2 separate regions of the Homo sapiens genome follow, and region 1 is linked to region 2. The links are chromatin loops, found by intact Hi-C in ENCODE. Cell type or tissue: GM12878. All regions are shown on one strand. Links, peaks and the distances in the headings refer to the core of each region. The heading gives the core; the rest is flanking DNA.

What was found. Hi-C counts contacts between places; a loop is a spot of excess contacts. Peaks named below come from ENCODE experiments on the same cell type or tissue, not always from the same donor. Only the 100,000 strongest peaks of a DNase experiment are listed, where the experiment ranks them.
Region 1: a loop joins it to region 2, with 4 times the contacts of the local background. A loop is called at or near these places in 1 of 110 quality-filtered maps.

The regions. Positions count from the first base shown.
Region 1 is chr2:214,960,896-214,965,299 of GRCh38, forward strand. All of the region lies in intron 39 of ABCA12 (ATP binding cassette subfamily A member 12), which reads right to left. SNHG31 (small nucleolar RNA host gene 31) reads left to right here. Exons shown (of 4, transcript NR_110292.1): 4 at 915-2,710. Among named protein-coding and RNA genes, the nearest start is that of SNORA70I, 120 kb to the left of the region's middle. In GM12878, for the core only: no CTCF peak of the experiment used is centred there; no DNase peak of the experiment used is centred there; H3K27ac peaks cover 680 bases.
Region 2 is chr2:215,331,245-215,335,648 of GRCh38, forward strand. ATIC (5-aminoimidazole-4-carboxamide ribonucleotide formyltransferase/IMP cyclohydrolase) reads left to right here. Exons shown (of 16, transcript NM_004044.7): 8 at 1,138-1,263; 9 at 2,106-2,213; 10 at 3,675-3,760. Among named protein-coding and RNA genes, the nearest start is that of ATIC, 21 kb to the left of the region's middle. In GM12878, for the core only: no CTCF peak of the experiment used is centred there; a DNase peak (open chromatin) is centred at 1,847.

The DNA.
Region 1 (4,404 bases), core at 67-4,066, 370 kb before region 2:
GGAACCACATGAATAGAATAGATATTGACATTGCAAAGGAAAGCTAATTAAAAGATTTTTATTAGCATGTTAGAATTCAAAGAAAATCAATTTTATAGTTAAAGTAAAAACCCAATTCATGCAAAATCTAACAAAGATGCCTTCAAACAACTAGTGTGTTAGAGGGAGGCAGTGGGAGAATAATTGGGTTGATTTTTAAAACCAGTAACATTATTACAATGGTAGATCTCATATATGCATTAAGAAACAATAAAAGTAAGTTAGGGTGATGTAGCACTTCTTCTTTGAAAGAGATCGAGTTCCTTCCAGAGAGAGTGGAAACTTACCACTTCCGTAAGTCTATTTAAGAAAAATTATTAGAGGCTAGAAGACATACTATTACTAATTTCTATATAACTCAAGCTACATCTTAAATTAGTTTTAATTAAAATAAACTTCAGTTTAGGGTCAAAATAAACTTTTATGTTTTAGAATTCTTAATTCTTTATGCTCTGTAACTTAAAATGTAATGTTAGGAGCTACAACAAGCCTGCTGGAGTCTAGAGTGACTCAGATTGCCTTAGTCTAAATAAAGAGCACTAATTACAAAGGAAGCCAGAATACAGGTTTTAAAAAGCTGACCCTTCAAAAGCAGCATTGGTCTCTTGTTCTCTTTATCTTTGCTACATTTTCCCCTAGTTATTTCTATAGTTCTTATACTTTCATTATCTGTCTCAACAATAAATGTCTTTTGCTCTGAGTAAAACACCCTACTGAAAGTACAGCATCCAGTAGTATTTCACACCGGTTACACTAGACCCAATTCACTTTAGTCATCATTTAATTTAATTTACCACTTTTTACTTTGTTCTTTATTGATGCTCTAGATCTAATGACTATCAATCTTGTATTTTCTTCTTGGTTTCTCCTGATAGGAAAATGCCAAAGCAATTGGGGAAAAAAATACTGTTTTCTCTGAAATGAAGACTCCTCAAGATCCTGTTGCTGGAATGAGTATTGGACTCTTCGGTCTACTTCTACAGTCACCAGTACATCTGGCATACACTATGATGCCCAACAGTAGGAAGATGAAAGAAATGTAGATGTTGGCATTTCTAAAAGAGATGTTGTATCTTTTTTCCTACTTAATAGACTATTAGGCTATAAATCTCAATCTTGGCCAGCAAATGTGTTTGCCAGCTTTTCTTTATTCTTTTTAATTTTTTTGAGGATCAGCATGGAAAAACAATTTGCGCAAGGCTCAAGAAGATGAGATGGTCTTATAAACAGTAATTGAAATATGTATATTTTTTAAAAGTCTGTTTCAAATTTCAAACCTTATTTTAAAAACTATGTGAAAGCCTCTTGTGAAACTCAACTGAAGTAGGCATGGCTGAGTCCAGAGGAGCAGTGTGGAGGATTAGAAAAATAAACAGGCAGGAGTCAGACAGTCCTGGATTCAAATCCCACTTCTAGGCCTTAGAGAAATAATATAATAGTAGGGGATAATAATATTCACCCTGAAGAGTGCTGTAGGGATCATCAATATTTCATATAAAGCATGTCATATGGGCAGTGCTCAATGAATGGCAATGCTTTTGCCCAGGTATAGAACTTCTTAGTATAAAAGTTTTGTCTTTCAGAAAATTAACAAAGATATTCAGGACCGGAATTCAGCTCTGGATCAAGTAGACCTGATAGATATCTACAGAACTTTCTATCCCAAAACAACAGAATGTACATTTTTCTCATTGCCACATGTCACTTACTCTAAAATCGATCACATAATCGGAAGTAAAACACTCCTCAGTAAATGCAAAAGAACTGAAATCATAACAAACAGTCTCTCAGACCACAGTGCAATTAAATTAGAATTCAAGATTAGGAAATTCAGTCAAAACCACACAACTACATGGAAATTGAACAACCTTTTCCAGAATGACTCTTGGGTAAATAATGAAATTAAGGCAGAAATCAAGAAGTTCTTTGAAACTAATGAGAAAAAGAGAGAATGTACCAGAATCTCTGGGACGCAGCTAAAGTAGTGTTAAGAGGGAAATTTATAGCACTAAATGCCCACATCAAACAGCTGGACAGAGCTCAAGTTGATAACCTAACATCTTAACTAAAAGAACTTAGAGAACCAAGAGCAAATAAACCCCAAAGCTAGCAGAAGATAAGAAATAACCAAGATCAGAGCTGAACTGAAGGAGATAGAGACACAAAAAATCCTTAAAAAAATCAACGAATCCAGGAGCTGTTTTTTGAAAAAATTAATAAAATAGACAACTAGCTAGACTAACAAATAAGAAAAGAGAGAAGAGTCAAATAAACACAATGAAAAATGATAAGGGGGATAGTACCGCTGACCCCATAGAAATACAAACAACCATCAGAGAATACTATGAACACCTCTATGCAAATAAACTAGAAAATGTAGAAAAAATGGATAAATTTCTGGACACATATACCCTCCCAAGACTGAGCCAGGAAGAAATTGAATCCCTGAATAGACCAATAACAAGTTCTGAAATTGAGGCAGTAATAAAAAACTTACCAACCAAAAAGAGCCCAGGACCAGATGGATTCACAGCTGAATTCTACCAGAGTATAAAGAAGAGCTGGTACAATGTCTGCTAAAATTATTCCAAATAATTGAAAAGGAGAGACTCCTCCCTAACTAATTCTATGAGGCCAGCATCATCTGATACCAAAACCTGGCAGAGATACCAAAAAAAAAAAAAAAAAAAAAAAAGAGGCTGTGGATGATGGCTCATGCCTGTAATCCCAGCACTTTGGGAGCCCAAGGCGGGTGGATCACCTGAAGTCAGGAGTTCAAGACCAGCCTGCCCGGTAGAGACATGGTGAAACCCTGTCTCTACTAAAAATACAAAAAATTAGCCAGGCATGTGGCAGGCACCTGTAATCCCACCTACTTGGGAGGCTGGGGCAGGAGAATTGCTTGAACCCGGGAGGCAGAGGTTGTGGTGAGCTGAGATCGTGCCACTGCACTCCAGCCTGGGTGACTGACAGAGTGAGACTCTGCCTCAAAAAAAAAAAAAAAAAAAAAACTTCAGGCCAATATCCTTGATGAACATCGATGCAAAAATTCTCAATAAAACACTGGCAAACTCCAGTTTGCACATCAAAAAGCTTATCTGCCACAAGTTGGCTTTCATCCCTAGGATGCAAGGTTGGTTCAACATACACAAATCAATAAATGTGATTTATCACATAAACAGAACTAAAGACAAAAACTGCAAGATTATCTCCATAGACGCGGATAAGGCATTTGATAAAATTCAGCATCCCTTTTGTTAAAAACTCAAACTAGGTATTGAAGGAACATACCTCAAAATAGTAAGAGATGTATATGGCAAACCCACAGCCAATATCATACTGAATGGGCAAAAGCTGGAAGCATTCCCCCTGAAAACTGGCACAAGACAAGGATATGCTCTCTCACCACTCCTATTCAACATAGTATTGGAAGTTTTCGCCAGAGCAATCAGGCAAGGTAAAGAAATAAAGGTATTCAAATAGGAAGAGAGAAAGTCAAATTATCTTTGTTTGCAGTTGACATGATCCTATATCTAGAAAACCCCATTGTCCAGCCCAAAAGCTTCTTAAGCTAGGATAAGCAGCTTCAGCAAAATCTCAGGAGACAAAATCATTGTGCAAAAATTGCTAGCATTCCTATACACCAACAGCAGGCAAGCAGAGAGCCAAATCATGAATGAACTCTCATTCACAATTGCTACAAAAAGAATAAAATACCCAGGAATACAGCTAACAAAGGAAGTGAAGGACCTCTTCAAGAGAACAACAAACCACTGCTCAAAGCAATCAGAGAGAACACAAACAAATGGAAAAACATTCCATGCTCATGGATAAGAAGAATCAATATCGCGAAAATGGCCATACTGCCCAAAGTAATTTACAGATTCAATGCTATTCCCATTAAACTACCATTGACATTCTTCACAGAATTAGAAAAAAATTTTAAAATTCATACAGAACCAAAAAAAGAGATGGAATAGCTAAGACAATCCTAAGTAAAAAGAACAAAGCTGGAAGCATCACATTATCCAACTTCAAACTATACTACAAGGCTATAGTAATCAAAAAAGCATGGTACTGGTACAAGAACAGACACATAGACCAATGGAACAGAATGGAGAACTCAGAAATAAGACCACATACCTACGACCATCTGATCTCTGACAAACCTGACAAAAACAAACAATGGGGAAAAAGATTCCCTATTTAATAAATGATGCTGGGAGAACCGGCTAGCCATATGCAGAAAATTGAAACTGGACCCCTTTCTTACACCATATTCAAAAATTAACTCGAGATGGATTAAAGCCTTAAATGTAAAACCCAAAACTATAAAAACCCTAGAAGAAAATCTAGGCAATACCA
Region 2 (4,404 bases), core at 281-4,280:
TTTTTTCACTGATGTATCCTGAATACCTAGAACAGTGCTTAACATCGTAGTAGGCAACTCAGTAAATATTTGGCAAGGTCTTTAAAAACTATCTTAACCCATGAAGGACATGAAATTACACATTTTTGTTTTTTGGGTTTTTTTTTTTTTTTTTTGAGACGGAGTCTCGCTCTTGTTGGCCAGGCTGGAGTGCAGTGGCGCGGTTTCGGCTCACTACAACCTCCACCTTCCAGGTTCAAGCGATTCTCCTGCCTCAGCCTCCCTAGTAGCTGGGATTACATGCGCCCGCCACCACACCCAGCTAATTTTTGTGTTTTTAGTAGAGACGGGGGTTTCACCATGTTGACCAGGCTGATCTCGAACTCCTGACCTTGTGATCCACCCACCTCGGCCTCCCAAAGTGCTGGGGTCATGGGGGTGAGCCATTGTACCCGGCTCATTTTTGTTTTTAATTAGTGCTGGCCCACCATTTCTTTCTGTGTGCTGAACTTCTTATGTTTATTCACAAGAGATACTAGCTCCTAAAAAAATCTGCCAGTGTTGAGAAACTAGGTAATGGAAAACTCTGAAGTTGCAGTCTCCTTTTAACTACAGTTCTGCTTTAGGCAGAGTCTGTTGAGTTTGCCATCAAAGAAGAAAGAAAAAACACATTATTTCTTCTCTTCTTCCACCCACAGCTGTTGCTTTAGCTTGTAATATAATTTCTTACATCGATAGGGTTTATAACTTTAATTTTGTACTGTCTCTGTGATTACCTCAATTGTTTAATCTTAGTTCTGTATTTACATGAATTCCTGACTGATCACTAGTCTTGTCATAGTTTCTCCCATCCCTAAATCTCTTATTGTGGATTTATTTCTAGACTGGCTGGTTCTGGTCCTCCAGTCGTGTGTGTGTGTGTGTGTGTGTGTGTGTGTGTGTGTGTGTGTGTTCATGTACATGTGCATTTTTTTTAAAGATGGGCTCAGGCTCAGTTGCTTTGTTCTTTATCATCAAGATTTTATGTTTGTGTGTATCTGTTTGGCTCTTAATTATACTTAAAACATTTGTTTAGTCATGTTATTTTTTTGAGAAGTGTGCATACATCTGACCTTACTGATCCTGCTTAGTAATGTGCATGTATATTTTTACATTTAGTTCTAAATGGAGCCCCTGGATTTATAAACTTGTGCGATGCTTTGAACGCCTGGCAGCTGGTGAAGGAACTCAAGGAGGCTTTAGGTATTCCAGCCGCTGCCTCTTTCAAACATGTCAGCCCAGCAGGTAAAGCTCTGTGCTCTGGAAAGCTCCAGAATTGTTCGAAAGGCATTTCTTCTTAAATTTTTTTGAATATTAACAAGTTCTAATGTGAATATAGACATGCTATGAAATCTGAAAGTCATCTGTTGATAACAGTATCAATGTAATAATATAAAATCTGATACACACACACACACAGAATTGTGTAATATTGTCAGGAAAATGAGGCAGGAATTTGTTTGTGGGGTGGAACCATAAAAGTTTAGAAAATAAAAGTGAAATGTCCTAATGCAATAGACTAAGTCTTGTGCCACATCTTTGAAAATGTAATGGAGTAAACATAAAGAAGTTCTTCTTTGGACTCTTTATCTGAAACTTCTTATAGTCGTTGTATGAGATACTTTGCTTCTGTGTTTAAATCATGAACTCCGCAATTGAGTTGTCTGTACACCACATCTTGCTGACAGTCCTCCAGCACATGATTTGTTCTCAGGTGTTTATTGGGTGTTAAAGTGATGTGAGTGGGGAAGAAATAAATGATGTGTGATATCAAAGTGATATCAAGCAGAACAGAGAGAAAGAGTGAGTCAGTAATGAAGTAAACGAGCTTCACCTACACGCTGGGTACTGTCAGGCTTCAGTGGCTCTGTGGTTTTGGAGGGCAGAGAGGAGATTTCCCTCACACTGCTCCCACAACCATATTTTTAGTGTATAATTATCTGGCTAAATAGATTTCTGTTTAATTTAGCACAGGCACTAGAAAATGTGCTGCGTAGACTGGGTGTTAAGAAAACTGTCTTGATTTAGGAGTTGACAGGTAGTAACTTTAGCTTTCTTTGTTTATGATTTTACTATTTTCTAACCAGGTGCTGCTGTTGGAATTCCACTCAGTGAAGATGAGGCCAAAGTCTGCATGGTTTATGATCTCTATAAAACCCTCACACCCATCTCAGCGGCATATGCAAGAGCAAGAGGTCAGACTCATAGGGCTTTTTGATTTGGGGGAGAAAGAAAAAGCAATATTTTATCCTAAATAGAATAAAGAGGATAGAATAAAGAAAAAATATATAGATATTCTGTATAATATATAGATGAAATTAAGGACTTCTATCTCTATGTAAATATACAGTTATTCTATATAATATAGTTTGATTAAAGTAAAATACCCTTTGTTTCATTATAGGATTTCCTATTTAATTTGTTTTATTAATATTTGAGATTGATTCTGTGAGTACCTCAAAATACATTTCTTTATAAAAGTGTATGTTAGTATTTTAGGCCGGGCGCAATGTCTCACGCCTGTAGTACCAGGACTTTGGGAGGCTGAGGCGGGCAGATCACGAGGTCAGGAGATCGAGACCATCCTGGCTAACACGGTGAAACCCCGTCTCTACTAAAAATACAAAAAATTAGCTGGGCGTGGTGGGGGGTACCTGTAGTCCCAGGTACTCAGGAGGCTGAGGCAGGAGAATGGTGTGAACCCGGCAGGTGGAACTTGCAGTGAGCCAAGATAGCGCCAGTGCACTCCAGCCTGGGTGACAGAGCGATACTCCGTCTCAAAAAAAAAAAAGTATTTGTTAGTATTTTAGTGTAATAAATGGAAACACAATTGGAATTTGGTCAATGTAATTTTGCTAATTTAGGCTATTGAATGCATTTGTTATTGTTTAATATGTGACCAAAATTGAAATTACAAAAAGCTATTCTTTTTTTTTTTTTTTTTTTTTTGAGACAGCTTCTTGCTCTGTTGCCCAGGCTGGAGTGCAGTGGCGCCATCTCAGCTCACTGCAACCTCCACCTCCTGGGTTCAAGCGATTCTCCTGCCTCAGCGTCCTGAGTAGCTGGGATTACAGGTGCGTGCCACCACACCTGGCTAATTTTTTTGTATTTTTAGTAGAGACATGGTTTCACCATGTTGGCCAGGCTGGTCTTGAGCTCCTGACCTCAAGTGATTCACCTGCCTCAGCCTCCCAGAGGGCTGGGATTACAGGCGTGATTTATGGCTCTTCTAACTTTACTACATTTGGTTAGAGTCATGTTTTATCAGAGACATTTACTTGTTGAATTTAATAACCCATGAATATCCCTTTAGTATTTCTGAAAGTTCTTGAGAAACTATTACCATAGTTTATCATCTACAGCAGTGGTCAGCAACTTCAGCTGAATCCAGCCTGCCACCCTGTTTTTGTGAATATAGTATATATAAATTGGTCCTTCACAGAAAAAGTTTTCTGAGTGTCACTCTAGAGGGTAAAATTAAAGAATACTTTCTTACTGGTTACTTCAGTTAAATGACTTATTGATCTGTTAAAATCTTATGTAAACAGTAAGATTAGCTTTAGAGTAATGAATTTTATATGACAGTGGAGAATTTTATTACTTTTTCTGTATCAGGATACTTTGTGATAAATACCTCATTTTAATTTTATTTACAGGGGCTGATAGGATGTCTTCATTTGGTGATTTTGTTGCATTGTCCGATGTTTGTGATGTACCAACTGCAAAAATTATTTCCAGAGAAGTTAGTGGACATTCATGTATCTTAATCTGTGTGTTGAATAAAGCTTTATTTGTTCATAATGTTAATTGAAACCATAACCTATAATATTTATATTTATAATATCTTTTAATTAGCTAAGTTTATCATTTAATGTTCATATTTTAAATAGAACATTAATCTTAAATTGTTAATTTTGAAATGTAGTGAATTATTGTTTCAGATGGATATTTGGCTGTTATGATGTTTTTTACTTATATATTTATTTTAAATTCTTTGTTGTCTTCATGCCAAAGTTACTGTTTCTGAAGAGCAGAAGTTGTAATTTTAGGTGGTGATGCGATATAATCCATCTTACTGCATAGTGGGTAAAAAACAGAAACTACATTAATAAACTTACCCCATCAGTTGAATACCAAACAGGTATTCCAGACAGGTGGGGGTACTGTTGGTAGTAGGAAGACAGGAAGAAAAGAGAAAAAGATTAAATAGCTCAGAAAGGGGAAAAAAATAAGCAGAGGTGAAGGCTGAAGGAGCATGTGGCTTGGCACTATTTTGTTGCTTTAGGATTCTTTCCATGGCCACTGCCATCCCTGGGTTACAGGTTACAGGAGGGCTGTGACATTTGTATCTTTCGTCATGTCAAATCTCTGATTTAATCTGGTCTT